Linked DNA regions of Homo sapiens: region 2 is linked to region 1. Evidence: read pairs that join two places in POLR2A ChIA-PET (ENCODE). Cell type or tissue: IMR-90. All regions are shown on one strand.

Region 1 (2,500 bases):
TAACTCAGAATTTTGAAAAAAAAAAAAAAAAAAGAAGAAGAAATTCTAAATACTTGAATTGCTTCATTTCATGCTCATTCTTTTGGGCATGGCTCTTTTTGGTTTTCTTTACAAAGAGATTCTAAAATCATGACACATTTAGATATGAAAAATAGGATGGAGAGCAATGGGAACACTAATCTGAAATAGTCACATGGCTAGAGTACCTGTGTCTGTAGTAATCCCAAACTATATAGAAAACTCTTGAATTTATTAAGCAATCCCTCATGTGTGCTTGATTGAAAAAATAAACAAAGCAGTGCCGTAGAACTGTAGACTTGGATTCTACCCCCACTCTTCCATAGTTGCCACCCTGGTTAAGTCTCTCTGATTGTTTCCTCATTATTTAAAATAAGTACAGCTCTTAAATTCCTTCAAAAATTCCCAAGATTCTACAGTCAACTGCCACTCACTTGCCTTTCCAATGAATAAACCGTTTAAAAGAATTCAAATCCCACCACCTTTACCCTTTCTAAATTCTTTTGACAAGGACAAAGGACTTACCCATCCATCTTCCACCTAAATTTGCTTTTTAGTGATAGAAAAACCAAGCAGCAAAGAAAAAAGTATGGTCACTCATCTAGGCAAGAGTGATGTACATTGCTTGGACAATAGTTAAGGAGAGAGCACTTAACAGCCAGCTTATTTTGGTTGCAGGTATCATACCTCATATCCCCTAAGGGAGAGAGAAAAATCAATCTTTTCCAGGAAAGATGGTAATACAGTAAAGCTTCTTTCCCTTGCTTGGCCTGATACCAAATATTTACAAATGAAAATAATTCTATGAGTGCGATTCCCCATACAGATGCCCACAGCACCTGCTTTCAAAATCTTTTATCGGAGAAATTACATAACAGGCTATCTGGCTTGATCCTTACTCTGATAACAAATAGACCTGGGTTTCCTAGTATCGCGTCCTTGGTATTTCACTCCTCTCATCGTCTCATCACTTTCATTTCCCCTCATCACCTGACATTGACACAAATGTCCTGATGCAGTAGGATACATCATAAAATGAGAGTCTGTACCATATTCAACACAGCCTGGTAGAGCTGAGCAAACACTAGTCACTCAAAAATATAACTGACTTGACTTTCTGGGTTTAATTTCCCTATGAAGCAATCATTCCTTCAAAATGTCAGGACCAGAAGGATTTCAATGGTAGTGTGCAGTTCTTGCTTGTTTCTTCAAAGATTCCTTGGACATGGCCAGGCCCATAGGTGGATGCACTAGAGGAGACATTCTGGGGTAAATGCTCCCCTCCCCTTTAGATACTCTAGCAGATGATCAAAATGGGAAATAGAGAACTAGTGGGCAATTTTCCCCTCTACACATACATATAAACATTTCCTTTTTTTTTTTTTTTTTTCCAGTTCTGGGCACCATGCCCAGGGACCTTGTAAGCAGAGGTCCCTTGTCAGAAAACATTAGTCACATTCACTGGTAATTCTACATTATAGCCTCATTCATGTGAAGACAACACAGTAATCTTAGTACAGTGCTTCTCAAACTACAAAGTGCCTGTGAATCACCTGGGGACTTTGTTGCAATGTAGATTTAGATTTAATAGGTTTGGAGCAGAGCCCAAACTTCTGCATTTCTATAAATAACAAACTTCAATACGATGTTGATGCTGTTGGTTCACAAATCATACTTGAGTAGCAAGGTCCCAGGTACCTCTGCCTTCCCATATTTGAACCACATTTTACCTGAAGGTCTCCTTGTGGCTGGTTATCCCAAGAAAAATAAGGCAGAAAACTCAGAATTTCTGCCATGGGAAAATTCTACCCTGCACACAGGAGTTAAGTTCTCTGACTCTCATTGCCCAGACTCAGGATCCTGCTTCTTGCCCAGATTGATTTGGCAGAGTCCTCCTATTTAGCTGATGACAAATCCTGGCTCAGCCTAACCAGCCTTGGCTGATGCCACTCTGCCAGCAACCCAAACATTAGTGGTGTGGAGAACCTCCTAAAATATAGATTCCTAGGCTCTAATCCTGAGATTCTGACTCATTCAGTCTGAGGTGTGCCTCAAGAATAAACAGACATCTTAGGTGATTCTAAGGCATTCTAAGATTTGAGAGAAGGAAATGCATGTAACCACTTTGATAGATTGAAGAAACCTGTATCTTACTGCTAATAATATCTTTACATAAAGACAGCAAACAAAGGTAAGAAAAAAGGAAACAGAATTTAAGCATTTGATAGTATAACAGAAGAAACAAGTTCCTTCCCAATTTGGACACTCAAGGGTATTCGTGGTTAAGTCCAGTATATTCTGTCCTCTTCTTTAGAGAAGTTCACTAAAAATGTGAAGTATATATTATATATTCATAGAAAATGATTTTAATGTAGGTATGATTACAGACACACTCAGTGATCAAAACATGAAAGGAATGGTTATTTGCTCTTCTGATTGAACAAATGAAACTAGAATTGTTCATACACATAATTTAAAAAAA
Region 2 (2,500 bases), 170 kb before region 1:
CAGATAGTCACTGGGTTTTCATGAAGTTTCTCTGAACACTTATTGCCCTGGCTCTGCCTGATCTTGGTGAGGACACCAAAAGCACATTGATTATCAATGCCATTAAGGAATTCATTAGCAAAGGGTCAAGCTTAAAGTAAGAAGGTCCCAATATGGATTCTTGGCTAATATGACTCAAACGCAACTTTTGCAATTTCTCATCATTCAACATGTTCCTCCAACAGGATTCAGTCCTAATGAGTTATTGATGGAAGAGAAAAATCCTACTACAGTGGAAAAAATGGGAGTTTTGGAGTCAGACAGGCTTTGGTTAAAACCTTGGTTATTAAATATCTTTGGATTTTAATTTTCTTCTTTTTAAAGAGAAAATGATTATCAGCATAGTTGTTCTGGGGGTTAGAGAAGTTATAAGTATTTGGTCTAGTGCTTGATGCATAGCAGAGGATCAATAAATAACTGTTACTACCCTTGTATTAATAATTATCATCAATATAACAATAACTATCATAAAAATAACCATAGATGAAATGTCAAGATTTGTTTAACCATGTTGAGAACTAGAAGAGAAGCATTATTGTGATAAGCAATAAAGAGAAATAAGATTATGGAGAAAGTCATACTGACTGATTTTCATTCCCCATTTTATTCTTTTTATTCCCCATTTCAACACGTATCACATTTACTGAGAAAAGAAACCATCATTCAAAAATAAAGCCCAGAGGGCCAATTACCCAAGGAGAGCTCATGCCCAAATCATGTCTGGCCGGGGAAGAGAATAAAATTTTAACATGCATTCCCAGGGGCCAAAAGCTGATCTCTCCTCCTACCACTGGGTAAGATGATAAAGGTATGGAACAGCAGGTGAATGTGTATTTGTTCTCCAGGGGAAAGCGAGTCAAAAAGGAAGCAGAAACAGTCTACGAATGAAATTTCTCATTTCCCTTAGGGTGAGCTCAGAACTGGGCACATTCCTCATTGAACACTCACCTCTCATCGGGGATCAACATGTTCAGATGTGCCATACCCAGGATGATTCATCGTGATCAAAGAAAACAATGTGATTGTGGTAAATCCCTTTATCAGTGTAGCTTATTATTACTACCAAGAACTTGAATTGATTCAAGCTACAGACTTGAATAAACCTCATGATTTAGTAAAATAAACCTCACTGATTTTCCGAAGTCTCCAGTGAATTAAACCAAAGCAAAGTTGTCCATTCAGATCCCTGCCCCCACATAAATAAACTTGGTACACCATTTTGAATCTACCTTTTAACTTATTAAGGAAATCTAAAATCAGATCACTATATTTTCTAAAGGACATCCAAACAAAATTAACTTAAATTACTACAAAGATGTAGTAAATATATTGGTAGTCTCAGTGTGGTGCTGGTAAATGTTTAATACCTGGCTCACTGGGGAAAAAAGTATATATTACACATATATACATATATATGTATATATAATTTTATATGCCATATATGGTATATATACTAATATATATTAGCATTTATATATAAGATATGAATTTAACTGATACAAAGGACATGCAACATATAATTTATGAATAATAAAGTGTACAATACTTTTTATTATAAATTCCATAAAGCCAATTGACTCTACAGAATGCTTTTGTTGATTTTTTTCTGAACGCTTGTATCCATAACCATTCTGTGGCAGTAAACAAATGAGTGTGGTTCTGATCTGAATGTTGGTCAATATTTTTATTTATGTTATTAAATACTATGAAAGTTAAATAAGGAAGACTTATGTCAAACCTTCACTCATTTGTCAATAATGTGAGCCATTGCTGGTTCAGATAATGACTTTTGAAAACTGGAAGAATAATTTTTGTGCCATTCACAATTTAATGGCTACAGGCACAATATACTTACATATTTTAATCTGCATTAGTAACATTTTCTCTATCAATACCTTAAATCTAGACAATCAGCAAAACAATAAAGCAGGCCATGATTTGTATTATCTGACCATTTCCATGGTGTAAATATTTGCACTATAACTTTTTCAAAAGGCCAATGTAGACAGGAGAATTGCTTGAATCTGGGAGGCGAAGGTTGCGGTGAGCTGAGATCGCACCACTGCACTTCAGCCTTCCAATAGAGCGAGACTCCATCTCAAAAAAAAAAAAAAAAAAAAAAAAGGCCAATGTGATGTCACTGAACACAGAGTTGGAAGAGATGTGCAATAGCTGACTATTCTATAGTATTTTCCAACACATATACACAACCATAAATAGCATCAAGAGCATAGATAATAGTATGTGTAAAAATCATTAGAAAGTGATGACTTTTGAGTGTTATCTTTAGCATACTTTATTGTAAGTATTTAATACAATTTAAATTTTCTTTTTTTTTTGTATTTTTGAGACAGGGTCTCAGCTCTGTCACCCTGGCTGGAGTGCAGTGGCGCATACTTGGCCAATTTGCAAATTTTCATGGAGATGAAGTCTCACTATATTGCCCAGGCTGGTTTCAAAC

What was found. ChIA-PET counts read pairs that join two places held together with the same protein. Peaks named below come from ENCODE experiments on the same cell type or tissue, not always from the same donor. Only the 100,000 strongest peaks of a DNase experiment are listed, where the experiment ranks them.
Region 2: POLR2A ChIA-PET joins it to region 1 with 6 read pairs; 2 of 35 experiments call an interaction of 5 or more read pairs at or near these places.

The regions. Positions count from the first base shown.
Region 1 is chr15:34,854,141-34,856,640 of GRCh38, forward strand. It overlaps AQR (aquarius intron-binding spliceosomal factor), which reads right to left. Exons shown (of 35, transcript NM_014691.3): 35 at 1-2,500. Among named protein-coding and RNA genes, the nearest start is that of ACTC1, 60 kb to the left of the region's middle. In IMR-90, no CTCF peak of the experiment used is centred here; a DNase peak (open chromatin) is centred at 1,421.
Region 2 is chr15:34,681,850-34,684,349 of GRCh38, forward strand. No RefSeq gene overlaps it. Among named protein-coding and RNA genes, the nearest start is that of LINC02252, 27 kb to the left of the region's middle. RefSeq lists an enhancer at 162-1,361. In IMR-90, no CTCF peak of the experiment used is centred here; a DNase peak (open chromatin) is centred at 1,022.